Regions from separate parts of the Homo sapiens genome. Here all the other regions are linked to region 4. A link is a loop called in an ENCODE intact Hi-C map of the cell type or tissue named here. Cell type or tissue: chondrocyte. All regions are shown on one strand. Each heading gives the region's core, and the rest is flanking DNA. Links, peaks and the distances in the headings are about the cores only.

Region 1 (5,000 bases), core at 1-5,000, 290 kb after region 4:
CCTTTAAAGGTTCCTCCTCATACATGACATCAATCTAGTGAAAAATATTTTTATTAAGTAATAAAAGAACAAAGGTAAATGTACATTTTTTGTCATTTAAATATAATCCAAAAGTGCTTTAAGAAACATATTCTCCAAACATTTTAACAAAGAAAGACTCCTGAAACTTCAAATGAGAAAAAATTATTTCTAGAGAGTGTTAAGGGATTTGTTTTCATAGCATAAAAGAGAATGTATACCAAATGTTTTAAGATAAATTTCAACTTTAGCACTAACTTCACATTTTTTTTCTATTGCTTTTTTGGGTTCAAAATCCAAAGTGAAAAATGTAATTAAAATTGTAAAATCTATGTAAAATGCAAGAAGAATATAAAAGTAGATACCTGGAAAGTATTAGGTATGTCCATTTTACTTCTGAGAAACTTTCTTAAGTGCATCACAGTCATTGCTGCTGGGCATCGTAAGTATCTTTTATCATTCACCTAAAAGTACATTTAGAAAAGTAACTTTTTCAGTTACTTTAAGATATGAAGAAAGTTTCAATTTGATTGCTTGAATATAAAAGATACTAGTATCAAACAAAATTGGAGGTGACCAACCTCTCAACTAATTACACTCTGAGTTTACTATCATTACAAATACTAAATGAACAGATTCCTAATATAATCTTCAAGCATACCAAAGTATTAACTGTGAACTACTTAAAATATTTTGTAAGACTAACAATCATATATAAAATAAATTCTAATTATTAAATATCACATGTAGACCTTTCTTAAACATTAAACATGACCATTTTCTTCTATTTAACAGCCTAATATTCTAAAGGGCAACACAATCCCTGATAAAATCTGGATTCCAAACAATGTTTCTTCTATATGTTTTTGTAACATGAAACATACCTCCTCCTTAGATTTCTCTTTGTCTTTGTTTACTTTCCGATCCAATCTAATAAAGAGAAAATTTATTAGTGAAACAATCTAATAAAACATTAGCATAAAATAAATTGCCTAAAGATTTTACCTGTTCTGGTCAAAGAATTCAATGGATAAGCTTATTATCTCATCATCAGTTATAATTCTCTTATCTTCATCTGCAACCTCTCCTCTATCTTCATTAGAGCCATTGGCAGCTATAACGATATAGTGAAATGTAATTTTTAAAAATCAGATGCCTAATAAATTTTATATATAAGAGGATGGAAGTGGTAAAGTCAATTTTAATACATTTTAATTCCTAGATAAGCTCTCCCCCCATATAAAATGTCTTCCCTCCCCTAAAAGGTTTACCATCAGCAGAAGGATGAGCTGCATAAAAATCCCTTCTTCTCTTCATTTCATCTGAATGGGGAAAAAAGATGTAAACATTTGGCATAACACAAAGAACTAATGAATAATCTCTTTAAATTCATTTTCTAAGCAAGTTACTCACTTTTGAAAAGCCCTGGAACTAATTTGTATACAATATCTTGGAGAGTTTTATCTGACCTGAAAAATAATTAAAATAGAAAACTATGAATTCAGATGGCAAGAACTAAAAATGTTCATAAGTTTCTATAGTCTTCTTTTGTGCTATAATATTTTACTTGATTGTGATGCTGTCTATAACTATTATTGATAAGATAAAAACTATGAGAATAAAAGTTCTCTGTATATAGCACTTTTTAAATCAGTAGAAAAATATTTTATATTCACTAATAAATTCTTCACATTTGCTCTGTCAAAAGAAGTGTGCCTTTCAAGTTACTAAACTAGCTAATATGAATAGGGAATAAAGAGGAATGGAAGCCCTTTTAAATATTTATTCCTGCCTGTCATGAAGTCCATAAAGCAATGCAAAAAAGGTGAACTAACTCAGTTTTTAAAGGACAGTTAGGAAAAAAAAATCTTAAAATCACTTGAATACTACTAAACTTTGTCTAAACTTGGTCACCATTAATATGGCAAGAAATTAAACGGCTACCCTCCACAAAGCACACACATATTAGTTATGTATTCAAGAGTAAATTTTCTGTGAAGAAATAAAGAGGGTTGCCTTCAGTAAATTATACAACTCCAATAATAATTACAAACAAGGAATTTCAACAGTTTCCTACCTTATATTCAGTAGTGGTCTGGTCTTGTGAACTTGGACATCACAAATAGGACAATACTTGCTGGTCTCCAGGTAACGAACAATACACGTTTTACAGACTAGAAGTAGAACATGTGAAGTTTTTTTATGTTTAGAAATGAGTGGATAAATCATTGGTGTTAGAAACCCAGAACTAGTAGAAAACAAGATGGTGAAAGGCATTTCCAACTAAATAAGCTAATTCATATCCTGAGAACACATATATTGCATGCTTGTAATACAATCAATACATATTAACAAAAAGTCATTAGATGCAAGAGAAGAAAATGCCTTCACCACTTTGTACCAACATTTCCACAGATTGCAGGAATCATTAACAGTTTTCAAATTCCAGGTCGAACTGTGAAATACGCATGATACAAAAGAGAGCTAAAGCTCGGTACTTACAGGAATGTAGACATTCTATTATGGTTGTGGCATCAATGAAGTACCCTCCACAAAGCACACACATCAGGTGGGGATTTAGCTCAGTGATCTTGATTCTCGTTGTTCGATGCATTTCTGCTTGATAAAAAATCCTGCAAGACACAGAAATAATGGCCATAATTCACAGAACAAGAATGGAGATCATCTAGTAATCACAAACCCTGAAACACTGAATTTATAAAACTCATTTAACACTGTACAGCTGGGCTGTCCTAACGTTTCTACAGAAGGAATTTACTCATCAGATCGGAATCAGTTCTACCAAACTGATGCAAAAGGATCCAACTAACATTACTTCTGGTCTCTCAGATCATTCCTGTAGGTAGAAGAAAGTCTGGGGTGGGGGCTGGGAGCTGAGCGTATTAGGGTCTCTTTCTTCCATTTGTCCTCCAGCCCAGCAGCCCCAAGGCTGCTGCAGACGCCACACAATCCCCGCGGATATTTACCAACCACTAGGGCTTGTTCCAGGTCTCCGAATTTATTATAAAACTTCCTCAAGAATCTGCAAGTGAAAATCCGGGGTTCCGGTTGTTTTAGACGGTTCCAGCAAGCAGAACCTGGCACGTTTTTACGCGACGCGCAGGGAAAACAATTCTGCCCTCCCTGCATCCCTGGCATTTCCGGAGCCGGGTGCTGGGGCCGCAGGAGGAGCACCTCCAGTCGGCCTGGGCCGGGGCCTGAGCGCGGCGGACGCCCGGGGGCCGGGATGCGAGGGGCGGATCCGGCGGCGCCCGGGGCTCCGTCTCGCTCCGGATTCGGAACTCGCCTCGGTCGGGGTTTCCATAGCAACTTACACTTACACTTGGCATCCGGCCACCGCTGCAACTCCGCGCGGAGCCCGGCCCGAGCCCCGAGCCTCGGCGGGCGTGCGGGGCGGCGGGCGGGCGGGCGGGCGGGGGAGGGGCGGCGCGCCGCGGGGGCGGGGCCGGCGCGGGGGCGGGGTGGGTGCGGCGACGCCGGGGGGGCGGGGCAGCCCCACGAGGCCACAGCGCTGGGGAGCGGGGAGCGGGGATCGGGGACCAGGGACCCAGTCCTGGGCGGCGGGGACCCCGGAGCCTGCGGCAGCGCCCGCGAAAGGAAAATGCAAACCGCACTCCCGGCCATTTCGGACACTCCGGGGGCCTCTTTTCACGTCGACTTGGTGCGCAGAGCTGGTTTCAGATCTCGACTCTCTCGGTCTGTCCTGTCTGCAATCACTCGGTCAGAAATTTCACGAAGGGATTTTTTGAGAATTGCCAACTGTGCACTTAGCCCGAAACCGTCAGGGCTCAAATTGCAGAGATGTTTATTGAACCGAACCTCTTTAAAACTTCCTTCTCTAATGTGACGCTCTCCTGTAGATTAAATGAGCGATACAAAGTTTTGGAAAGGCTGAAAACTGAAATCTGTTTTACAAGAAGAGGAGAGGGCAAAGCCCAGTGTTTTATTTGGACAAACTATGCTGGGGGCAAGAAAAAGTACTTTAATCGGTACAATAGTGACAATATGTACAGAACCATGTGACCAGCCCATTTCCAACGCTAAATCAACAGCTTGTCAACCCAAAGCAGCGACAGGAGAGAAAAACAAATGTAAAACCCCCCATACGATGAAATGATATTCCCAACAGATACCTCTATTACAGGAAAGTCACAATGGGGAACTGTCAGCAACAATACACCAGCCGACAGTCAGGGAAGTCAAATACTTCGTGTAGTATTCTTGAAAAATAAACTTCAACCCCCCTTCTTCATTCATTTCAGAACCTGATATAAGACTAAGCTTCCAGACCTCACTGAAGTACATTCTCAAATCTTCCTTGAATGGAAATCCAGGACCTTTTGAAACTTGCAGTAAGATATACCTGCGGTTTTAATTCCTAAGGTGTATTAATGCAGTAAAGGGAAACACCAATCAACACAGCTCAATGGCTGAAATTAAGAGCTAACCTCTAGAAAATGGTAAAAAACAAAACAAAGCCTCTCTTATGAAAGTGACCACAGTGGCAACTGGCGACCTCTACCAGAAAACTTCTTGTGTGACTGACTCCTCAGTTATCTCTGGATTACTTGTTTTGGAGAATATTGTCAACATATTAACATAAATCTAAGCGGGGCACGGAGGAGTTGTAGGTAGAGCAATGACCCTAAAGAGTAGCAATATTTAAATCAAATTATACTTGGTAAATTAAAGAACAGCCTTCTTGGTGCTTAAAGAAAATTCTCCTTGTGAAACCACAGGATCTTTCCTAGAAAGATAGCAAGCTGATATTTCTGTTTGCCTGTGAAAGCATACTGCACTAAAAAACCACCGATCACGAAGTTCATGAAGGGGCTCCAATAAAAATAGCTGCCTTTATTTCTCCTCTAGCTTGCAGAAAACCAACACCACACAAAGACAAGTATTAACAAGGAGAACAATCAAACCTCAGTGGAGGGTTATCTACCGGTTGGCTTTGAGCA
Region 2 (8,369 bases), core at 1,783-6,782, 200 kb before region 4:
GTCTATCCAAGCACTTTCTGTGTGTCCAGATGGAATTTAAACCTCCCTTTCCTAATGTTAGACTAAAATCTCATTCTAAACTGGAGTGAATTGGGGCTAACTATAGTGGAAAACATTAAAAATTCATCCTTCAGCTACAAAATTTAATCAAGTGGTAACTTCTCTAAGGCTATGGTGTGGAACTTACTATTATAGAACAATCATTAGAATTAAGTGAAGCAAAGATCCTTCAAGCTCCTCCTCATTTTGATTTATTGATTAAAAAATATTAAGCATCTCTAATATAAGCATCTACACTTCAGTATCATCTCTGTTGTGTTTAAAACAAAAGTTAATTGAGGTAAATGTGTATACTTTGAAATATTTATTCTGACCATTATCACTTTCCATCTCATGAACATCAAAGATTTTCTTATTTTAATCTGCCATTTTAAAAACAATGTTGGTCAGGGCACGATGGTTCATTCTTGTAATCCCAGCACATTGAGAGGCTGAGCTGGGAGGATCTCTTGAGCCCAGGAGGCTGAGGTTGCAGTGAGTTATGATCATGCCACTGCACTCCAGCCTGGGTGATAGAGCAATACCCTGTCTCTAGAAAAAATAAACAACGAAAACAAAATTGATGCACTAAAGCTAAATTTATCAGATTAACAGTAATTCTAGGTAGCCTCACCTTGTGTCAATATCTGTATTCAGTGCTAAATTGAACAAAAAAGAAGAAATTCCCAAAAGGACCCACTGCAGCTTGCGTCCCTAACAAACATTTGATGAGGAAGGACCATTGATCATTATGTGCTTGAGATACATCCAGTCTCTGCCTTCGAGAAGCTCCAAGTCAAGTGAGACAAGTAGATAGAAAGGTGTCACATCTATTATCAAATCTTTTGCAAGCCCCTGCAATGGCTCAACTGTGCTGTGGATATCAAGTCCCCAGGCTGTACCGAGGCTTGGGCCAGAGTCAGAGAGGAACCGTGTCTCCACAAGATCAGCACATGGGGGCCTGGGAAGAGAAACTCAGGATGAAGAATTCTGGGTCAACTGCTCCTCCTCAGTGGCAACTCCCCTGCCAGCAAGGACTTTGAGATGATCGGTTGTCTTTTAAAGGATAGTGACGTTCCCTTGTACTGCCTCTACCTCTCTGCTTATGAAGTCACTACTCTGCCTTGAATATCTAACTTTGAGTAGATTCTTAGGGAAGGGATTTGGAACCAGATGAGAGAGAAAGACAGTTATAGATGGGTCTCAGGTCTCCAGAGTAGTTCCACATTTGAAGGTCTGTTCACTGACTCAGTTCTTGTTGAGTTTGCTGAGATGCTAACAGCAGGTTCCACACAATGTGGATTCTACAAGATATATTTGCCTGCCATCTCCCCACTTCCTTCAAAAATCAATGAGTTTATTTAAATACCTGTTTCTATAAAGCATCGGTTGACTTATTTCTTCAAACAGGAGAGATCCGGAGAAGGAGAAAGGACCATAACATCTCCCCTTCCTAGTATATCACAAATAGAACCATGAAGGACATAGAACCCAACCGAGAACCCAGAAGTAAGCCATGGTAAAGATGAACTCTGGAACCCTTTGACAAAGGAAAGGTTGGGGTAACTTTAGAAGTAGAAGCTTATGAGAAAAAAACAGAAGAACTCAGGTGTCAAGGCAGAATAGTCTGGGGCCATTTCGTGTCATGCAATAGTTGTACACACCTCCTTTGTCTCTGGGGATATCATTTTATTTCAGTATTTCACCTTACCTGACATTCATAATGAGGACCCTAAGACACTGAGGAAAGGTTAAATTGTATGCCCCTTTACATTCAAGATATATTCATTTTTAAAAACTTCTTGTTTTGTTTTGATTTGATTTATATAGCTGGATGCATAATGGTAAGTTTGAGCTATCTAGAAAATTTCCCTGGAACACATACTCTTACATTGCTAGATGAATAAATTATTAATGTAACTTATGTAATGTAATACCTAATGTAATGTAATGTAAAATAGACAAGGAGACAAAGCTATGACATATCAAATTTTTTTCCTTTAATCAGATTTAAGACTAGCCTACTTCAAAGTTTAAGGTTAGAAGAATTTTACTTTGCTAATGGAAGTGGACTTCTTATAGAAGAAAAATCACTTTTTTTGAAGATAGAAATAGATGTTATTGTAGTCATTTATGCAGTGAAGTATCTATTTGTCACATTTTAAAAATCCCGGTAGCAATTTTTTCTTGGTAAATTTTAAAAAGATATATTAACATTTTTCCATATGTCTGATCTGCAAGGTTGTTGGGGTATTTTTTTTTAACTTCAGTTTAATTTCTTGGGAAATTTTATATTTTGGGGGGATAAAAAGTCCCAAGACATTTTAACTCAGATGATGGAAAACTAAAACGATTGGCCCTTTTAAACAAGAGCACATATTTTGTTTTAAAAGAAATACTTAATAGGAAATGAATTCCCATAAAACCAAAGGTTTTTAACCTATAGCACTGGTACAAGAAATACATCATGGGATATAGACCTTTTTATAGCAGAGCCCTCATCTGAAATGAGTATTAGTTATTAGTCAGTTTTAAAGAGCATCATTTAACGGAGGTGTTTCCTTTCATTTGTTTGTTTGTTTGTTTGTTTGTGAAATCCCCCAATTAACATTCTCTATTGCTTGGAATGTTTGAGGCTACAAGATAAATCCCACAGTTACCTATGTTTTTTCAGCTCGTTTGTGGTATACAAACTCAGGATTTAGTTTCTCTTCCTATGTGAATCATGAGAAAGGCAAGAGTACAGCACTTTTTTTTTAATTTTTAAAACTTTTTATTGTGAAAAATTTTAAACATACGTAAACACATTGTAGTAGTATAGGGTAAAGATTTTCTTTTTTTTTTTTTACAGCAGTTTTTAATATATTTTTTTCACTGATAAAAGGAAGTCATTCCCAAACTAGCCTCTCAAAGAATATTGATATTTGTGCATAGAACTAAGATATCCTGCTCTTTAAAAATCGTATAATGATGACCTTTTCACAACTCAAAGAGAAATTTAGGTTAATAATAGTGTCTTCTTTGTTGGTTTTCACACGGGTATTTTTTTTTTCTTAAAACTTTGACTCTTGCTATAAATTGTGCATAGGCCTTTTTGTCTACAAGAAATCATTTTTTTATTCAACACAAAAGATTATATTTAGTTTCCACATGTTTACTAAATCAATATTTCATGGTATTCCATGAAAAGACTCATGACTTCTAGAAACTAAACCACTTGAAATATTTTGAGAACCACTAATATAACTCTTTCATTAATTAATATCAAGCATTTTGGCCAGGCGTGGTGGCTCACATCTGTGATCCCAGCTCTCTGGGAGGCTGAGGTGGAAGGATCGCTTGAGGCCAGGAGTTTGAGAACACCCTGGGCAACATGGTGAGACCCTGTCTCTATGAAAAAAAAAAAAAAAATTGGTCGGGTGTGATGGCTCACACCTGTGGTCCCAGCTACTTGGGGGACTGAGGCTGGAGCCCAGGAGGTCAAGGCTGCAATGAGCTGTGTTCATGCCACTGCATGCCAGCCTGGGTGACAGAGTGAGGCTGTCTCAAAAAAAAAAAAAAATTAGGCTGGGTGTGGTGGCTCACACCTGTAATCCTAGCACTTCGGGAGGCCGAGGTGGGAGGATCACGAGGTCAAGAGTTTGAGATCATCCTGGGCATCCTGATGAAACCCTGTCTCTACTAAAAATACAAAACTTAGCTGGGCATGGTGGTGTGCGCCTGTAGTCTCAGCTACTCGGGAGGCTGAGGCAGAAGAATCGCTTGAACCCGGGAGGCGAAGGTTGCAGTGAGCCAAGATCGCGCCATTGCACTCCACTGTGGTGACAGAGCGAGACTCCGTTTCAAAAAAAAAAAAAAAATTAAGCATTTGAGTGCGAATGTAGCACCTTGATATGAGTTTGCAGGTTTCCCTACCCCCCCAGTGTGACTGTGTCTGGAGATAGGACCTCTAGGAAGTAATTAAGGTTAATTAAGTTCATAGGGCTTGGAACCTTAACTCAACAGTACCATGGCCTTTTAAGAAAAGAAAGATTCTAATCAGATATAGTGGCACATGCCTGTAGTCCCAGCTACTCAGAAGGCTGAGGCAGGAGGATGACTTGAGCCTAGGAGTTTCAGTCCAACCTGGGCAACACAGTGAGAACCCATGTCTTTAAAAAAGCAAAAAGAAAATGAAGATTTTCTTTTTCTCTTTCTCTCTCTCTCTTCCATGTGAAGACACAGCAAGAAGGCAGCCATCTGCAAGCCAGGAAAAGAGCACTGATCAGAAACTGACCATGTTGGCACCCTGACCTCAGATTTCCAGCCTTCAGATCTGTGAGAAAATAAATTTCTGCCTATGAAATACCCAGTCTATGGTATTTTGTATGGCAGCCTGGGATGATGACAGAGGGGGAAATGGCAGCCACGTATGAGTCACACAGAAGCCACAGGTCTGGAGTGTTGGAATACAGCCAGCAAAGTTCTCATCCTTCCCCAGTCAAGATTGCTTTTTCTTGTGTCAGTCAGCATGAGAAACATTATGCTACAGTGACAACCCCAAAATCTCAGTGGCTGACAAAGTCACTCTGTCCCAGGGTGCCAGAGGCTCCATCTCAACATGTGCTTTTATGATCGTAAAGACAGCCAGGCACGGTGGCTCATGCCTGTAATCCCAGCACTTTGGGAGGCCGAGGTGGGCGGATCACCTGAGGTCAGGAGTTTGAGACCAGCCTGGCCAACGTGGTGAAACCCCGTCTCTTCTAAAAATACAAAAATTAGTCAGGTGTGGTGGCATGTGCCTGTGATCCCAGCTACTCAGGAGACTGAGAGAGGAGAATCACTTGAACCCGGGAGGCGGAAGTTACATTGAGCCAAGGTGGTGCCACTGCACTCCAGCCTGGGTGACAGAGCAAGACTCCATCTCAAAAAAAAAAAAAGAAAAAAAAGATTGTAAAGACAAGGAGAGAGGATGTGATGACTCATGAATGAACTGGCCCTTAAAGCATTTTCCCAGAAGTGTATACATCTGTTCACATTTCACTGGCCAGAGTAAATCACGTGGCCATGCCTGGCATCAGCATGGGCAGTAAAATGCACTCTTATTATGTGCACAACAGAGAAGAGGAAATAGGTCAGTGGGCCACACTGATGACTCTCCTCCAGGAGTGTAGTGTTGGGGATGGCCTGGCCATCACAGTGACACACTACGGTCAACGTGACGGGATTCAGGAGGTGAGCTATGGGACAGAAGATGCCTAGATTAATTTTCCCAACCCCTGGGGCACCACAGAGAATACAAAAGTGTGTTACATCTTTTCCAATAATTTTCAGTGGAGGTGATTATGAAGACATACACAGGAAAATAAGTAATAAAAGGCCAAGAGTAATAAAACATCAAAATGAGTGACATGCATATATTGAATTATGCAATTTCATAGAAGATGGAGATTACTCTGCCATAAAATCATTAAGAAAAATTCCATAGATGAGATAAAGGTTTAAATACAAGCAAGCTTAGATACAGTAAGAGAGGGAAGAGGGATGGGCACAGTGGCTCACACCTGTAATCTCAGCACTTTGGGAGGCCAAGGTGGGAAGATCACTTGAGCCCAGGAGTTCAAGACCAGCCTGGGCAACATAGTGAGACCCCATCTCAGAAAGGAAAAAAAAGGTAGAAAGAGGATTCAAGGCAGGAAAATGGCAGGAGGAAAGGATTGGAGAGTGAATTTGGGGGCATGTTCAAAAGGCAAAAAGGAGACAAGCCAAACTGAATCAGAAGTTTCTTTGTAGGAATAACAGAATTTGAATTCTGCTTTATAATCTTTGAAGGTCATGTCCTGTGTCTTTGTTTAAGTAGGCAGTGGTGTGCAGATGTTTGCATTTCAGAATAATTTTTCTGGTGTAAAGCATGTAGGCAAAGATGAAATAAACCAGAAAAAAGAAGTCAATTTATTACTATACAATAGCCTATGTGATGAGCACCTGGAAATGAGTGTTCATTATAGGAACTAAAAATAAAGTATGATAACTAAAAAAAATTTAAGATGAATCAGTGGGTTTACTTTAGGACTGGTGTGCTCTGTAAAATGAGGGGGAGAAAAGGCAAAGATGAGGTCAAGGTTTGAAATGTAAGTGATCCTCACTAAATTGGGAAGGAGACCAAGGGAACACACAAATCTCTCCACATTCTAAGACAGCATCTAAAAAATCCTCTTGTTAAGATTATAGTGGGAACTTAGGTTACCAAACTAACAGGATGGAAAGGTCTGCTTATTTAAATGATCAAATCTTACAAGAATGCATCAATTACTAAGGTAAATTTGAGCAGACATTTGATATCATTTATTTTCAGAAGCATGGGTCTACATTTATTCTGTGAGATTACCTTCTAACTGAAAATTTTCATTCAAAGCTTTCTGGTTTCATCAGAAAAAAAATTTTCAGTAGCATGGTCACATAAGCAATATATCCTGAAGATTTATATCCTCCTTGAACTTATAGGCCAGAGCAAATCTTTAAGTGATCCAAATAAAATACAATCAGAAGGTTAACACATAGAAATATGTTTCTGTATCAAATTCACCTTCTGAATAAATTTCATTTGTTTTAACTCTTTCAGATGGTAAAATTGATGGAAAATCAGTATTCTTCAGTGGTATAATCTAAAACAAGATATCCTTTTAAAATGCTCTTTGCAATAATTTTTCCATTGCATAGAGCAGCAATCACAAGTATAGCAACTACTTCTATCACTCAGTAATTTTGGCAAGCAGTACCAGCATTCTCTGAATAAAAAGAATTAATCTGAGTCATTAGATCACAGTTCTATATTCTCTTTTATCTGAGCCTTTATTCATTGTTCTATCTCATTGGAATTGATCTCTACCTGGTTAACGATCCACATTCTATCCTGCTACTTAAGGGCCTGCTCTAATATTATTTCCCTTTTTCTGAAATTTTATTGCATTTGCTGTCTTCATACTTCATTTAGACTTGTCATTTTCTATGCTTATTACTTGTTTGCTTTTCACTAGTGCCTATGGAAAAATCTTCCTCCAGGATAGAGGAACAAACTAAATGACACCTCCTCTAGGCAGTTCCAAATAGACCCAAGAAGGTGAGACATTCTGCAGTTCATCTGGCCATGGTAGATGCTCAGATACACACTGTCTCTTCAATAAGACAATATCATGAAGAAAAAGACTCTGCTGTATGAAATAGTGTCTATGATATATAACAGGGGCATTTCGTGGTCCTGGGTTAGAACCTTACCTGGACAAGGCAGGAATAAAGGAATTTTTTAGGAGAAAGGTGAGAAGAAAACTTACGGACAGGAAAAGTTGGAGACTGCTCACTTAAAGAAGTAACTAACAGGCCAACACATGCAGTATGATCTCCTAGGAAAAGAGATTTGGAAGGATAAACGCTAAGAATGTAATAGTTATAATCAATGGGTCACAGGTCTCTTCATTATCTTATATTTGGTTTCTCTGCATTTTCTTACATTCTACAATCTACCCATACTGCTTCTATAATAATAAAAGGTTTTTAAAAATTTTTTTAATTTTTATTTTTTTACAAACAAGGTCTTGCTATGTTGCCTAGGCTGATCTCAAACTCCTGGGCTCAAGTGATCCTCCTGCCTCGGCCTCCCAAAGTGCTGGGATTATAGGCATGAACCACTGCACCCTGCCAGCAGTTATTATTTTTAAGAGATACAAATCTCCCTGTATTCCCAGCTCTCCTATCCCTGACCCATACCTGCTCACACTCCCACATTACATGTTAATTACACAAAGGAGTCCAGCCAGGGAGCTGGGAGAAATCCTAGGTATTTCACTTTCCCTCACCCACCACAGATTTTACCACCTAAATATTTCTCCAATCTGTTCATTTCTCTTCTCTACTACCATTGACTTTGATCCAAGCTTATTACCTTTCACTGAGTGTGAAGAGTTTGTTTTCCAGCCAATCTCCCTGCCTCTCATCAGGTTCTCTTCTCCACCAGAGTGAGTTAAAATGGCAACATCATTCTCTTACTTATAATCCTTCAGTGGCTCACCATAAGATATGGTCCATGCTCACTATGGATGGGCTGGAGATCTCTTCAGGACCCTGCCCATGGGGATGTCTTTCATCATACCTTGCTCCACACTGTCCTAAGCTCTAGCATTACGGAGCTCCACGTAGCTCCCAGCACACTTTACACCCTGCTCTTTTTCTCAAGTGTTTCCCTATGCATAGAAAACCCACCTCTCTCTCCTTTGAATGTCCTCTTCTTTCCCTTACCTACAGATGGCAAATTCTTATAATCCCTCAAGTATTATTTCTCCAGCAACCCTTCCCTG
Region 3 (8,369 bases), core at 2,070-7,069, 190 kb before region 4:
ACCTAATTAAACTAAAAAGCTTCTGCACAGCAAAAGAAATAATCAGCAGAGTAAACAGACAACCCACAGAGTGGGAGAAAATATTTGCAAACTATGCATCTGACAAAGGACTAATACCCAGAATCTACAGGGAACTCAAACAAATCAGCAAGAAAAAAAACAAATAATCACATCAAAAAGGTGGCTAAGGACATGAATAGACAATTCTCAAAAGAAGATATACAAATGGCCAACAAACACATGAAAAAATGCTCAACATCACTAATTATCAGGGAAATGCAAATCAAAATCACAATGAGATATCACCTTACTCCTGCAAGAATAGCCATAATTTTAAAAAATCAAGAAATAACAGATGTTGGCAGCGAGGTGGTGAAAAGAGAACACTTTTACACTGCTGGTAAGAACGTAAACTAGTACAACCACTATGGAAAACAGTATAGAGGTTCCTTGAAGAACTAAAAGTAGAACTACTATTTCATCCAACAATGCCACTACTGGGTATCGACCCAGAGGAAAAGAAGTCATTATATGAAAAAGAAACTTGCCGAGTGTGGTGGCTCACACCTGTAATCCCAGCACTTTGGGAGGCTGAGGTGGGCAGATTACTTGAGGTCAGGTGTTCAAGACCAGCCTGGCCAACATGGTGAAACCCAATCTCTACTAAAAATACAAAAAATTAGCCACACATGGTGGCACACGCCTGTAATCCCAACTACTTGGGAGTCTGAGGCAGGAGAATGGCTTGAACCCAGGAGGTGGAGGTTGCAGTGAGTTGAAATTGCACCATTGCACTCCCAACTGGGTGACAGAGCAAGACTTCATCTCGTCAAAAAAAAAAGAAAAAGAAAAAGAAACTGCACACTCATGCTTATAGCGGCACAATTCACAATTGCAAAACTATGAGACCAGCCTAAATGCCCATCAGCCAACAGTGAATAAAGATAATGTATTATCTATGATACCATGGAATACTACTCAGCCATAAAAAGGAACAAAATAGTGGCATTCGCAGAAAGCTGATTGGAGTTGGAGACTATTATTCTAAGTGAAGTAACTCAGGAATGAAAAACCAAACATTTTACGTTCTCGCTTATAAGAGGGAGCTAAGCAATAAGGACACAAAGGCATAAGAATGATATAATGGGCTTTGGGGCCTGGAGTGAGGGCAAGAAGGATGGGAGTGGGGTGAGGGATAAAAGACTACACATTAGGTACAATGTGCACTGCTTGGGTGATGGATGCACCTAAACCTCAGAAATCACCACTAAAGAACTTTTCCATGCACCAAACACCACCTGTTCTCCCCAAACTATTGAAATTTTAAAAGAGAACAGTAGAGCAGGTAATTACGTATAAAAACAATATAAAACAAACAAAATACCAAAACAGCCTACCTCCTAGGATTGTTATGAAGATTTATTGAAATAATATATATGAAGTGCTCCAAGCCTGGCATATAGTAAGTACTCAATAAATACTCTTTTTAATGTAAATAAATAAATAAAAAATATTTACTTCAGAAGAAAACACAGGAAAATATTCTTGTGGCTTTGGGTTAGGGCAAAGATTTTTTAGATGGGGGATAAAAAGCACAAACTATAAAGGAAAAAAACCTGTTAAATTGAACTCCATCAAAGTTAATAATGTTTGCTTCTTGAAAAATACCATTAAAAAATGAAAAGACTTCATTTTGGGAGGCCAAGGCGGCCAGATCACTTGAGGCCAGGAGTTTGAGACCAGCCTGGTCAAGATAGTGAAACCCCGTCTCTACTAAAACTACAAAAATTAGCTGGGCATGGTGACACATGCTTGTAATCCCAGCTACTTGGGAGGCTGAGGCACGAGAATCACTTGAACCCAGGAGGCAGACATTGCAGTAAGCTGAGATGGCACCACAGTGAGCTGAGGGTGCACTCCAGCCTGAGTGACAGAGCAAGACCCTGTCTCAAAAATAGAAAAGAAAAAAAGAAGAGACAAGCCATGGATTGGAAATCTGTATTTATATATGAATATAAAATAAACATAGATATGACAAAAGATTTGTACCCCGAATATAAAAAGAACTCTTAAAACTCAAGAAGAAGAATACAAATAATCCAAATGGAAAAAATGGGCAAAAAAAGTTTTGACTACACATTTACGAAATAAAAATAAATGAATGGCCAAGAAGCACACAGAAAGATGTTTATTTAATATCATCAATCAGTAGAGAAATACAGATTAAATCTAAAATTAGACAACAAAATGCATCCATTAAAATGGCTAAAATTAAGATAACACCAAGGGTACATGAGGATGTGGTGTGACTGGAACCCTCATCTATTGATGGTAAGAATGCAAAATGCTGCAAATCTTTGGAAAAACAGTTTGACAGTTTCTTTAAAGTTTAAATATGCATTTACCATATGCATGTACCAACATACCAATGTACCGACATTTTCATCCCTGGATACCTACCCAAAAGAAATGGAAACATATGTTCACGTAAAGACTTTCATGTGAATGCTCACAGTAGCGTTATTCATAATAACCTCCAAAATGGAAACAGCCCAAATGCTTACCTATGAATAAACAAAATGTGATGTATCCATACAAGGGACCCAGCAATAAAAAGAAATGAACTACTAAAATGAACAACATGAATGAATCGCAAAAACACTTCTGCTAAGTGAAAGAAACCAGACACAAAAGAGTATATATTGTATGACTTCATTGATAAACACTTCTATAAAAGCAAAACTACAGTGACGGAAAGCAGATTACTAGTTTCCTTGGGCTAAGGACTGAAGTGGGGGTAGAGACTTACTGCAGAGGGGCTCAAAGGAAGGTCTGAGAGTGATAAAACTGTTGGAAACCTTCTTGTGATTATAGTTGCACAACTGTGTGCGTTGACCAAAACTCATCCAACTGTATACGTAAAATGGACAATTGTAAATGACTTAGAACTCAATGAAGTAAAAAAAAAAAAAAAAATTCCTTCACAATCTAAATCATTTCCTTAAGCTAGTTATCTACACATGGTAGAGTTTTCTACAGTGTTAAGTCTGCTTTTTATTGCTTTTGATTAAAGTTTGATCTCTGTGTGTGTGTGTGTATGCATGTGTGTGTTCCAAATATCCTCTTTCATTGAGAACTAAAAGTATTAACTAAATTATTCTTCTGTTTCATGAACAAGTCTGTGTCATAGGGGGAAAGGTTTTTCTCTAAGCATTTATAAATTTACTGGAGAATTTTTCCAGAATTCCATTTGTTTTCTCTTTTCTCATTCTAGAGCTTGATGTGTTGCTCTTTGATAACTATGAGAGGCTCTCATAGTTGAAAGGCTCTCTCCAAAGCCTGCAAGTTTGGAAGGAAAGGCTGAGGGCGCATGGAGGAGTAGGTCTGTGAAGCTTGGGACTAAAGAACACCAAGCAGAAAGCAGGCCCAGGCTGGAGGATGGGACACCACTCCCCTGAAAATGGACAGCAAGACTCCTCCGAGTGTGGCCAAAGAACATCCAAGCAGGGCAGTGCTTTTCAAGACCTGTCACCAGACTCAGAGAACAGAGATTGGAGCTGGTCAAGGTGAGCTTGGGCCAGGGCGGGGAAAGGGAAGACAGAGGCAAGGGAAGGTGCCGAGGCAGCAGGGGCTGCCTTTAATTTCCCCGGAGGGCAGAGAATTGGAGACATGCCTATAGAATCTGGAACAGTTTCAGTTCTTCTGCTTCTCACAGTGGCTACTAGACATTCTTTCCTTTCCAGATGGACACATCAAAGGCTGGGAGAGGAGACTTCTGCTCTTCCCATGCCTTGACCCCTCTTCTAAGTACTCCAAGCACTCTCTGTTGGAGCTCCTGAAATCCCTAAGCAGGATGAGTTCCTTGATGAGATCCCAAGGTACACATGTGCTTAAGGAGACTTGTTTTTTCAAAGAAAAAAAAGACAACAACAATGTGAACAGTGTCCTTACATCTCTAAAAATTTTTTTTTCCTTTGGTTCTCTTCATGTGGGCAATATATTCCTAACAAAGGGATAATGAAATAACTAATTTTCTGAGTTGCATCTTAGGAGCATCTGCTATTAGAACTGGCCTGCTAAAATCTCATTCTTCCCTTCTAAATTCTGTCTTCATCTCCATTCCTGCCTTCTTTCTCATTTCTTACACCAAGTAATTGTACCAGGATGCACCCTGGTACAGGTGCATTCACTGCAATGTTCTGCTCTGGAGGACAGAGCCCACGTTAAAGGGCATCTGTGTGTTTTCAATGCATCTTGTCCCTTTAGTGACCATTCCTCAGCTATTGCTAAGTTTCATTTAATTGAGCTGGAGTCATCATCTGGGAAAGGCAGCGAGACCAACAAGAATACGAAAGCCTCTCAATAAACCTTCAAATGTAGGTGGGAAGGGAGAAATAGGACTGTATTAGAGGATAATTTCAGAAAGTAGGCAGGAACAAAGGACTTGCAGAACAAACAGACTCCAAGAGAGTCATGTACGAAGCAGCACCTGCTGATGACTGCAGAAATGAAGAGACGGTTATTATCTGAATACTCCAATAGACTGGCATATTGTTCTGGCCCAGTGCCAGGCGCACGTGATGATCTGGCTAGGATTATTAGAGCTCTTCTGTTAAAGCACAGATCACATGTGTGCTGAGAATGTGTTCTTTCTCTGGATTTGAGGTGACAGACAGCCATATCACATGCCATCCCTTTTTCCATCCTGATTCCAGCCAGGCAGTAAACCAAATCCTCACCCAGTCTGTCTCCACCATGTGGTTTCCCTAGCCAGCTGAACAAAATATTTTCAGAATGTGGAATGTAAACAAAGTTCCTACTGTTAGCAATTCTGTGTCATTTACTTGTGGTTTATTTTATTTTACTTTAAGTCACATTTAAATTCAAAAGATTGCCAGCCTGCATGATGCATGTAAACAAATCAGAAATATAGATTAGAATTGCAACTGATTAGTTAGCTGTGAACGTGTCTGTTCAAATGGAAGAAGGGAGAGGAAAATCTATTATGCTCCTGGGATATTGCGTCTCCAAAGGAAATTCATTTGTGAGAAGGGCTTTAAAAGCAATGACTTCCGTCATTTGTGTTTTCTACACACTGGTTACTGTAAAAGCTAATAGAATACCTAGGCGGAATCTCTGCTTGGGCTCACGTAACACAGCTTCACAAGGAAACACAGGGAGCAATTGCAAGAGGGAAAAGGAAGACCTGCAAATACACCTTAGCAGACGGTGATCACAAAATATGTGTCCCTCGCACTACTGGAGATGTTTTTCAAGAAAATTCTATTTTCCAGGTTTCTTATTTTTGATTGTTTAAAAGTATATGTCTACAATGCATGATGCTGAATGATAAAGGTTGTATGAACCTTCTGATATTCACTAACAATCTGAATCAAAGTCGGGCATGGTAGCCTCAGCCCTTAGGGAAGCCAAGGCAAGCAGATTGCTTGAGCCTTTTAGTTAGAGACCAGCCTGGACAACACAATAAGACCCTGTCTTTACAAAAAAATAAGAAAAAAAAAATTAGCCAGGAGTGGTGGCATGTACCTGTAGTACCAGCTACTTAGGAGGCTGAGGTGGGAGGATCACTTGAGCCCAGAAAGTCAAGGCTGCAGTGAACTATGATCACGCCACTGCACACTACTGTGGATGACAAAGTGAGACCCTGTCTCGAAAAAGAAAAAAAAAAGGAATCCAAATCAAGATTTGCCTTTGTTTATACATTTCATCTAAAATATCCTCTGTCTTCCAAATCAATAGGGAGCTAAAGTGGGCATAACAACTTTACTATTAGGTAAATATTAGTAAAATATTTACCCACAGACCTACACGAGTAATGTTTTCCTAGCACAGTGCCATGAACTATACATTTTCTAAAATCTTGTTGACACTTTAATTACACCATCCACCTTGTTTATATTATTTGGAAGCTGGTAAGCTAATGTGAAAATTAACTGAATGATACATTTCTTTGAGTTCTTCTTGGTATCTTCTGAATTGTGGTCAAGTAGCAATCCTAGGACCCTAGATGAGCCAGGCAGCAGCAGACGCAGATGCCGGTGAACTCACTGCATTTCATCTTCAGTACTACCTTCTTCACTCAAAAGTAATGGCTCACCCAAGGGGTCTTATTACACTTTCTCAAGTTATAGCAGCTGTATCTTGATTCACAAAAGAATCTTCCTCAGAATAAAGCCCCGTGGAAAAAGGTTGTGTGCCCTACAAGATTAGGCACCTGGAGGATTGGAAGAACAATCACCTTGAACCACACATTATTTGGATCATTTGGCAAAAGGAAAAGCAACTTCCTCTAACGGGTGAGATTTGAAAAGTTTTCATCAGAGAAGGAGAAATAGATAGCTCAAGAATGGGAACTTAAGTCATGCGAGAGGTAAGAGAGAGGATAATCTGTGTTTTGAGATCAGTGGCTCTGCAGATAGATTTTGGTTCCAAGCCTGAGCATTCCTACATAGAAGAGTAAAACTTCATTCTTAAATAAAGCCCTGGAGCCAAATAGAACATTCCTGCAGGGTGACAAATAGAAGCTTAATCTTCCCATACATTTCTGATTTCTTTTATAAACAAAAATTTCAACTCAATCTTTCATTAATTTGTTCTGAAAACAAATCATTTATGATCAGTTGTGGAATATTTATTGTCAATCTTGTTGAGTTACTGTAGCACATTTGTCTATGTTTTCTGTGTCCAGAATCTCCTATTTTTGGCTGTATGCCCCACTTTTTGTTTCTTATAGTGCATGCATGAACAATATGGAAGTCTGACTTTAATTAGGCATTCACTTGTAAGCCACATCTTGAGCATTTCATTGAGAACTGTTTTCATTGTGAATAATTCTTACTGAAAGAAGAGTGTTGCTTAGCTCTAACTTGAATCTCCTTGATCTAAAATTAAAACCATGCTTGTCTATTTTATTATGAGGAGAAACATTCATGCTTCCTACTTATAATTTCAACTTGGCTCATAGAAGAAATGGCAACTACCTACACCCCATCAAAGAGTTTTGGGGAGGGATATTGAAGAGCTTGACATCCATTTGACTGCCTTTCACACATGATGTAGTGTTTCTACATCTGTTTTGCCCAATCGGTTTTGCCCAAATTCTTCATTTCCTGATAGACTAGAAGAAACCATGTTCTTTGCTGCTTCCTGTGCCCTGAGTGTGACAATGTGCAGTAAGACCTACTTGGTACTCCTCCCCCAAGGGTACTCTAGGGACTGGAAATATTAAAAAAAAAATTGGTGGGCCAGGAGCCCTACTTTGGCCCCTAGTTGGAATTACGTATCCCTAACATTTTTCCTGCACTGGAGATTTAAAAAAGCGGGAGAGAAGATTTGTTGATCTGGCCATTTTACGAAATGTGCCTGTTGATCCCCATAAGATAGGTCTGCATTGAGTGCATCCATCAGAGGTTGAAGAAGGTAGATGTTGCAGCCTCCAACATCTAACATCTATATATTGTTGGAGAGATTATCGTTCTTATAATTGTTGTACATGCAAAGTAAGGCTGAGTTAGCCCTCAACGAAATCTTGACTGTGCACCCACAGTGTTAGGCACTTTGTGAGATCCTAAAGAGAACAAGCCCGGCTGGGTGTGGTGTCTCACGCCTGTAATCCCAGCACTTTGGGAGGCTGAGGCAGGAGGATCACCTGAAGTCAGGAGTTTGAGACCAGCCTAGCCAACATGGTGAAACCCCATCTCTACTAAAAATCCAAAAAATTAGCCGGCCGTGGTGGTGGGCACCTGTAATACCAACTACTCGGGAAGCTGAGGCAGGAAAATTGCTTGAACCTGGGAGGTGGAGGTTGCAGTGAGCCAAGATTGTGCCACTGCACTCCAGCCTGGGCAAAAAGGCAAGAAGGGCAAAACTCCATCTCAAAAAACAACAACAACAGCAACAACAAAAAACAAACCCTGCTTTCTAGCCCCAAGATTTATCTCCGTTGATTCAAGCAACTTTACTATTATCCTTAGGCATTAGTTTATAAGATATTTATAATTTGATAGCTTCCCTTGTGGATATTTCTAGTTTCTAAAACATAATTCTGAGTGTGCACAGAGAATTCTGCTAGGGTCTCATCAAAATGAAATATGACTTCCTGATCTTGCAGAGTCAAAATTTTCCAGTTGTGTTAAACTTTAAAAATAGCTTCTTTCTCTAAACAACAGGCCCCTCTTTGGCTGTTAGTATAGCATCTGTGAGTAGATCATGCTCTCTGCCATTCTCACACTTCTAGAGCCATCCAGCTGGGAACTGCTCTCCCTGACTCAAACACAGATGGGTCGTGCATCTTACCACTTGAGCCACCTATTTTGCTATTTAGTTAAAGAACAGCACACAGGTCCAGG
Region 4 (8,369 bases), core at 1,572-6,571:
GCATGACTCATCTCCTAAATTCCACAACTTTTTTTTAAAGTGCTTGCATTCTTCTTCCCTCTCAACCATACACAGTAGTTCTTTGAATACAGGAAATAAGTTAGCAAATACCCGAAGCAGAGAAATGTTAGAATCATCTTTACTTTGATGCAATTCTAAAGCAAACTTCATAGGCTGTGTAATTTATTCTAATCCTTGAGTCTTCAAATATTGACTGGTGTTTCTATGCCTCTGCCCGCAGTATTTGCTGACAAAGGAATTCATTCAAATTTGATGCCATATTGGTTTTTACATGCTTTAAGCCATTTTTGCCTTGGTAGAAATAGCAAGTGCTTCTCCAGTAATATGTGGTTTTTAGTCTTTTCCTAGCAGAGGAACCCAGAAAGAAGCTTCTACATGTTAATCATTAAATTAATAAAATTTTGTGAAGTACTGAATTTGTAGTGTAGTACTGCCCAATGTTAAACATAGTGAAGAAAACTAGAGTTGTTTGTCTTCAGGTCCTGAGTGCTTAGATTTTAAATGACTTGCGCATTTTGATAGCTCTGGAGTATCATTAGCTGGTATCTCTAGGCACAGTGTACACTTAGGGAAGCTTTATCATGAACAAAAATGAATGGAAGCCCACATTTTAAATAAAGTCTTCCCAGTCATTTTAATTGTTGTGAACTATTCTTTTCATATCTGATGAAATCATCAGTGCTTTGACCTCATCATGTGACTGATAGCGAGAACCCTGGGAGCTCAGGGCTCAGTCTTAGGCCTGCCACGTGGCTTCTTGTTGATTGGTCCTGTGTGTTTAACATTAGCTTCAGCCCATGTGGTTGTTTTTCAGGCATCCTCTTAAGCACTTACCTGTTTTGTGAGCGTTGCTTTAGCTTAGTTAAAGCCAGATGGTATGATCTGCAAATCCACTTAACTGGGCACATGTAACCTACAATTGGTTGCAATGCACTGGACCTGAGCAGTGCACGGACGTCCCCTGCCAACCGCCAACCTCTAAGCTCCTACTGTTCCTGGGGGTACCTCCCTTCCAATATACAGCTCATGACGCTCACATTGGACTGAGGAGGGCATTCGTCAGACAAGCTGTGTAAAGGCAGCCTTTTAGTATAATGTACATAGAGAAGCTCTGCTGTCTTCTCCCCGAGGAGCACACCGCCCTTGTGGAAGACCCTTGCGACCCTTGCCTTAGAGCTGCGGTCTGCCCCTGAGTTAGACGCTTCCTTCGTGAGCACTTTGGTTTTTCTCTCCATCATTACTATGAAAATAACAAGTGATCAAGAATTTAAACAGTACGGAAGCTCACCATTACAGGTGAGCTTCACCCCCGACCCCAGACACCTAAACTTGATCTTTGTGCTTTTTTTGTGCTTTCTCAGTGAGTTTCATAGACAAACACATGAATGTGTAACCTTTTTTTTTAAAAAAAAAGTCAATGGTAGCACATTAAACGCATCTCTATCTCGCTTTTCTCACTCTGCACTATTTCTTAGAGAATGTTCCATGTTGGTTTACACAGCTATACATAATTATTTGCCCCGGTGTTTGCTAGGTAATATGCTTGTGCCATTATTTATGAATTTGTCATGTTAGGCATTTTCTTTTGAGTTTCTGCCAAGGCAGATGATGCTGGCTCTCTCACACCATCTCTTTTCTCCCCTCATCCTTCTTTTTTTTGAAATAATGCATACTTTTTTTGGTAAAATAATAGCATTCACCTTACTGTGACTCAGTTATTTTTAGTACTTTGTGAAGTACTAAATTTGGCGATTTAGTATTGCATGATGTTAAATAGCATTGAGAAAAAAATTATAGATTTGTTATAGTCTCCTTCATGCTAAAGGCTTTCCTCCCATGTCCGGTGGTTTGTTGCTCTCCAGTCAGGTTTTAGAACGAGGTGCTGGAAGACAGACGACTTGTCCCGGGTATGTGGAGTGGCGGTGCCCGTCCACTGACAGTGGGGAAGAGGCCAGCCTTTGTGCTGCCGCCCACTGGCGGAATTATTAATATTTCTAGGGCCTTTCCGCCAGAATGGGAATCCTCCAGTGTCCCCTCGGGGAGTGACCCAGGCCAAAGGTGCGATTGCAGCAGAGCAGGGGACAGCGGCAGAGGGCCCAGGCCTCAGAGCACAGATGGTAACTGGCTCCTCCCGTGCTCCGTGACGCCCAGCCCAGCCCTGTGTGAGCTGGGTCTTCCCGTGCCCGAAGCTTCTTGGGCTGGGGTTTCTGAGGAATCAGTCCTGTGCCTCTCATGCGATGGGATGGCATGGACAGCAACAGGCAGCGCACCGTCTTTCTGCCACCTGAACCCCAGCTGTGGAGCCCCTCAGCATCTGGGAGCACATGGCATTGAGTGGCCACCGGCACAGAGGTAGCAGCTTTGTCTCCTCTTCTGTCTGCTAACAATCCTCTACTACTTTTCTGTCTTTAAAAAATTCTTTGACATTTCTCGTTTTCTATTGTCTGCTCTCCAATGTTCTTGTCATGTTTGGTGGTGGTGTTTTTGATTTTCCCCCAATCTCTAACTTCCTTTACTGTCATCTTAGCAGAGCTTCTGGAAGGAAAAGAGATAAAAATGCATGGTCAGGTCATCTCTTAAAATGGGAATCCGGGAAAGCAGTGTAAATGGCAGCATGGTACCCTTCCTCTCATTGTTCTTTCAGGATGGATGCTGGGCAGGAAAGCAGGCGGCCCCTCTGTTGTGGTCATGGAAAGAAAAACAAAAGTTCTGGTGTAACAGAATTAGGATTTCATTGCTTCCTTCTGGAATCTTAACGAAGGTCCCAACTGTGAAGTCTGCTGAACACATCTCAGTTCAAAATGCTGAACTGTACATGCCATCCCCTTCTCCATTGTCTTACAGGTTTTATTAATGATGTGTTTCAGTGATTGATTTTCTGAATGCACAGCTGTCACTCACTGCTTACTTTTTCAGTAGATGTGGTTATCTGGGGTACCCAGGGACACCTGTATTACATACCAAACTCCTCCCCATCTTCTCCATGGCTAGCCAGATTTAGGTATGAGATTTAGGGCTTCTGGCCAGCTTGGTATCATCTAGCACCTTCTGGAAGCTTTGCCTTCACAGCTTACTTGGGGAACTCTAGTTTTAGAACATCCTTATCCCAGGATGAATGGAAAGAAAGATACCAGGGAAGTATTAAATTATTTTAGCATATTAAATATCTGACTAAAAAGTAAAATGTTTATTTGAAGTTTTCAAGATCAGTTTCTTAGAGTGCTGTGTGATTGCTAGTGGTCATGCCATTTGGATGAGTGAAGTTCTTATTTGACATCCATTAAGTATTTGAGTGTCTTCAATTGCAAGTGGCAGAAATTTACCTTCCTCTAGCTTAGGGGATTGATTGGTTTCTGTCTCTGGAAAGGATGTTGGATTAGGCTGGCCTCAAGATCCCCCAGGTCCAGAGATTCAAATGATGTCATCTGCACGTGGCTCTTATCTGTCTTATCCCGTCTTTTCTGTGCATCAATGGTGATGCTTAACTTTACGTGGCTGAAGACATGGTTACAGGCAACTGCAGGCATATTAGCTTCATTTAGCATCTCTTCCCTGTCCCCTGTGTCAGTTTCAAAAGAAGACCAGGAACTTGCAATGCCTTTGATTAGAATATTGGAGCTGTGGCTTTTCTTCCAATCTTTGTCCCTGCACTGCCACATCCACATAAATGAAACACTTAAAGAGGTTATGTGTGTCTTCCAGGAATTAAGTGGATCTCTGGAAAGTTGTTTTGTGATTCATTTGAATTTGTGGGAATGTCTCCCAAGTGCAGGCACCAGAGCCCTGTGGTGGCTAAAGCCCTGGAATGGGCCAAGTCATCCAGGCAGGAGACTCCAGGGAGTGGCAGGAACTGTGCCCAGCTGGAGGGTGTATCCCCACAGCTACTCAGCACCAGATGAGTGATGCCGGGCCCGGTGCCAGGTCTTCCCATTTTTAAAAGAAGCCAGAAATCCAAATTTGTATGTAAATGTTCTCAAGTCTGAAAAGATTGGTGATTAATTCAAGCATTTTCTAAATCACTATCTGGGCCAAAGCACACATCACTGTGATCTCTTCTCAGACTCGTTTTTTAAAGTATAAAGCGAGATCAAGAGTGCTGGGGCACTTTGCTCAAGGCCAGAGGGTGGTGACGTGGCTGACCAGGGCTCAGTCATAGGTCTCCTGACTCCCTGAGCCTGGGGCCCTTTTGAATGGACCACGTTGTAAGCTCTTGTTTTCATTGGCAATGTCTTTGTTTGAATTTTTAAAAAAGCCAGTATTACCTCTGTACCAGATTATAAATTTTTGGCCTGAATTCAGTAGTTTTATGTCAGATTCTGTGGTTCATGGGAGGTAGAATTTTAACATGACTACATTCTTTTGTATGAAGTTGACAGTGGGCCAGCCGGCAAGGATGTCCGTAAGAGTCTGATTGAGCTTGCAGATACCAAGTTGACAGATGGGAGAGTTTGTGTCTATGTTATAAATTAAAGTAAGATTCTAAGCAAAAGTTTAAATATTTCTGATGACATTTTAATTTTAGTCAAGTAGCCATTAATCAAAAGATTGACTTAATGATTCTTGTTTAATTGAAAAATCTGCTGAAGTGAATTAATTTAGGCTTTTGAGTTTGTGGACCCTGGAAAGGATGACCTTTGTGCTTTTATTCTCATTCCTACTCACCTTTGATATCAGAATAACTTTATTTGGCTTGTCAAAAAAAGCATTTCTTTTCTAGATATTGGAAGGTAGCTCAGATTTCAGAAGAAAATGTTAATTAAAATATACTTGGATCTTTGATTTTTGTCTTATCTGCAGATAGACATCAACTTTTGAGAAATGGTCTTAGAAAATGAATATTAGCTGGGCGTGTTGGCTCATGCCTGTAATCCCAGCACTTTGGGAGGCCAACGCGGGTGGATCACCTGAGGTCAGGAGTTCGAGACCAGCCTGGCTAACATGGTGAAACCCCATCTCTACTAAAAATACAAAAACTAGCCACACGTGGTGGCGCCCACCTGTAGTCCCAGCTACTCGGGAGGCTGAGACAGGAGAATTGCTTGAACCCAGGAGGCGGTGGTTACAGTGAACTAAGATCATGCCATTGCACTCCAGCCTGGGCAACAGAGCGAGGCTTTGTCTCAAAAAAAAAAAAAAAGAAAAAAGAAAAAGAAAATGAATATTGATGAAGCAGCTGTAGAAAATTGACCTCTTGCCTCAAGACAAATAAAAGTACATTTCCCAGACATTTTCAGCTGCCCGTTTTTTCCTGCCTCTGTAACTGATTCTAATTTGCCCTGCCTGTCCCTCTGAAACCTCAGAACTTTCAAATTGCTATTTGGTTTGCAGGGTAGGTTGTAATGAGAGCCACAGCATTCCAAGTGTGGGCTACATGCCTGAATCATATTAGAACTTCATTTTTTTTTTTAAAGTTCTTAATTGTTTCAACCTATATTCATTGTAATATTATAAAAATTATTTCCAAATGAGAGCTGGTGCTCAAGTTGGTGATTTTTTCCCCCAGTACAAAATTAACAATTACACATGAATATCAGATAGTGAAAATCAGATTAAAAATGTTTAGGTAATCCCTCATTCTCCCAATAAGACACTTAGTAGAAAAAAGTAAGAAAAAATTATGCCTTTATGATGGTCTTTGTTCTAAGTATGTTCTGGTTGCTACCAATACACATCAAAAATATGAACTTTGGTGTATAAATAGTCGTAGTTTCCCCATTTTACAAACAAATTGGACACAACTTTCAAGTATTCTGAAGGAGAGGTCGTAGGTATTGCACCTAATGTGGGTAATTCTGTGTCAGCCAGGCAGCCTACTACTGTGTTCCTGCACATGATTCTAACCCTGGAAGCTGTATTGTCTCTGCTTCTCAGCTCCCAGCCAAGCCCTCTGCACCTCTCCAGAAATAAATTGTGTGCAGATAGCTCTGGAGAGAGAAGAGCATGGTGTGGAGGGGATTGTGCAATGTGATGGCCTTTTTTAGGTGACATTATGGAAAATATTTTCTTAGCAATGCACCTGAGGTCATTTTTTAAACCTTTGTGGAGAACAAGTGAAAGTTCTGATCACAACTGCAGGGCCCTTCTGTTTGCGGGACAGGGACAAAACAAGTCAGAACTTCCAGCTGTGAGTCACTTCAATAGCTCTGGATACCCTCAACTCTTATCTCTTAATAGTCCTAATTTTAGTTCTCTGTTCATTCACTTCTTAAAGCGAATGAACCTCAGGGCAGAAATTGTTCAAAGTCATTTGTTTGGTGGAAGGAATCCTTGTGTGCTTTATCAGCCACAGAGTCACAAAGGAATTTTGTTTTCTTAGGATGAGTCCAGTAAGTGGAAAGTATCTATTTTAAGATACTGATAGGAAGGGATGTGGGGAAAGAGAGGAGAGATTTTTATCTGTAATGTTGAACTCATATCACATTTTAGGTCGTGAACCTAGCGAGCATCCATTTGTAGAAGCCAGAAGCAATTGCAAAACTTGCAGAGTCTAGGGAATCTGGTATGACATATTTATTGTTTGATTTCCCTATGAAATTAATTACAGTAGTATCTAGAATAGTCATCATATCAAGTTATGCGTTACACTTCTTCCTGTTGGGCCCTCATTGATCTTGAACCCTTTGTGCTTAGCTCGCTCTGGTTATTTTTGTTATTGAATTATGTTTTAAAATAGGCCCTCATATTTAAGTAGTAGAAATGTATCTTGGGAGATAAAGTGAGCCCTTTTTCAATCTGTGTCTTGAGATTTTTGAGGAGGGATGCACGGGCCTTTCAAGATAATTCCCAACCCACTCTCGACATCTCCTGTCTTCCCCCATGCTCATGCTGCCATGAAATAGCTCCCCCTCCAGGCCCCCTGCCACTTCCGCCAGCCTTTATACCCAACAGGGGCTCCACACAAGGGGTGCTTCCTGTTTCATCTCAATATGTCATAATTTGTAGGGAATTGTCTTCATTATAATCAGATTAAGTATCTCAGTGTCTCCTCTACATGTGAGAGGCTTTTTTGGTACTTTTTGCATATTCTTGGCTGAATGAAAACCAATTACTAATTATGTATTAGTCTGAGAACATAGTGTTTAGGGTGAATATATCTGAATTAATTAAGTGCCATTAATAATGCCTCTCAGGATTTATGAGCATATTCTTTGCTTGACTTAAAAATGATATAAATTAGTGAGGTTTATTTTTTAAATGTCACACTGTGAGATGGCTTTGTGGGGACACCCCTGTATGCCGTAATTTCAGAACCGTTACCAGCTGGGTCTCACTTATTTATTCCTTGTCCAGTAGCTATTTAGTATTCCCATTTTTGCAGCTTAATTGCAACCTCTCTTTTCCTGCCAGTGTGAATTTAGTCTTACATCTGCAGGAGTGATACTCATTGCAGTCAGCCAGTCTCACACGAAAAAACAAACCTGTGTGTTTTGCAGTGTTGGAGGGAACTTGCATGTGATGTAAATGTCAATGCCTTGCTCAGGAGAGGAATCAAGGTACCTTTTCTGAGTTGGGCTATATAGTAATTTAAAAGGAAAGGCCCACATAAATGTTACTGTGTTTTGTGTTAATTATATTTTTCATGAAGGAAACTGAGACAATTGGCTTTAATAAATAATTGGCTTAGAAGTAGATTTTACATCCTTCAAGGATATTGTGTATGATTCATTAAGATTTAATGGAGCTTTGAGGAGTATTTATTTTCCCTTTTTTAAAATGACAAGAAATGTTAGATGACAACTTTTCAGTCACACAGTTCTTTCCAGATTTACATTGTGCTATTATACCACAGCTGGTGTAATTGTAGTAGCCCATGGTACATATTCAGTTAAGTGTGTATTTTATCATCTGCCCTAAACATGTACTTAATTACTTTTTTTTTTTAAATAAGGAATCTTTTAGAAGTTTTTTTGAACACAATGAAGACTTAAATTTCAGGCAGATATCTTATGAAGTTGCTAGGAATCTTATCTCACTGGCTGTTAGGAATTTGAAAGTATCTTGGGCTCAGCCAGTCCAGCTCCCTGAATTTTATATTCCAGGTAACTCATGTGAGTTATGTTGGCAGAAGATTTAAGATTGGACTGAGTTCCAGGTACAGCTCTACTGTTTAATAGCTTGGGCCTTTTCTAATCTCACTAAGCCTCAATTTCCTTATCTGTGTAATGGGCATGATAATAGCACCTCTACCCCCTTGGGTTGTAAAGATCAGATAAGATACTGTGTGTGGAGTGCCTCACGTGGGTCTTGGCACATGTGCACCTAGCATGAGCCGTAAGGTTAGTGCCAAGTGTGGCAGTGAGTTAGGGTAAAGCTGAGCCAAGCCTGAGGAGCTCTCCCCGGCTTCCTCC

The links. Peaks named below come from ENCODE experiments on the same cell type or tissue, not always from the same donor. Only the 100,000 strongest peaks of a DNase experiment are listed, where the experiment ranks them.
Region 1: a loop joins it to region 4, with 2.1 times the contacts of the local background. A loop is called at or near these places in 5 of 110 quality-filtered maps.
Region 2: a loop joins it to region 4, with 4 times the contacts of the local background. A loop is called at or near these places in 8 of 110 quality-filtered maps.
Region 3: it touches region 4 in a loop (2.2-fold over the local background); 5 of 110 quality-filtered maps call a loop at or near these places.

Annotation. Positions count from the first base shown.
Region 1 is chr10:22,324,082-22,329,081 of GRCh38, reverse strand. COMMD3-BMI1 (COMMD3-BMI1 readthrough) reads right to left here. Exons shown (of 14, transcript NM_001204062.2): 6 at 2,521-2,651; 7 at 2,096-2,192; 8 at 1,432-1,487; 9 at 1,290-1,340; 10 at 1,024-1,132; 11 at 903-948; 12 at 384-482; 13 at 1-34. It overlaps BMI1 (BMI1 proto-oncogene, polycomb ring finger), which reads right to left. Exons shown (of 10, transcript NM_005180.9): 2 at 2,521-2,651; 3 at 2,096-2,192; 4 at 1,432-1,487; 5 at 1,290-1,340; 6 at 1,024-1,132; 7 at 903-948; 8 at 384-482; 9 at 1-34. The coding sequence starts at 2,632. Among named protein-coding and RNA genes, the nearest start is that of BMI1, 5.5 kb to the right of the region's middle. RefSeq lists a silencer at 3,166-3,545. In chondrocyte, for the core only: CTCF peaks have their summits at 2,819 and 3,022; DNase peaks (open chromatin) are centred at 3,279 and 3,616.
Region 2 is chr10:22,813,219-22,821,587 of GRCh38, reverse strand. No RefSeq gene overlaps it. Among named protein-coding and RNA genes, the nearest start is that of PIP4K2A, 100 kb to the right of the region's middle. In chondrocyte, for the core only: no CTCF peak of the experiment used is centred there; no DNase peak of the experiment used is centred there.
Region 3 is chr10:22,801,808-22,810,176 of GRCh38, reverse strand. No RefSeq gene overlaps it. Among named protein-coding and RNA genes, the nearest start is that of PIP4K2A, 91 kb to the right of the region's middle. In chondrocyte, for the core only: CTCF peaks have their summits at 4,563 and 4,764; no DNase peak of the experiment used is centred there.
Region 4 is chr10:22,616,229-22,624,597 of GRCh38, reverse strand. All of the region lies in intron 1 of PIP4K2A (phosphatidylinositol-5-phosphate 4-kinase type 2 alpha), which reads left to right. Among named protein-coding and RNA genes, the nearest start is that of PIP4K2A, 94 kb to the left of the region's middle. RefSeq lists an enhancer at 472-972 and a silencer at 5,864-6,158. In chondrocyte, for the core only: no CTCF peak of the experiment used is centred there; DNase peaks (open chromatin) are centred at 2,145, 3,900 and 4,165.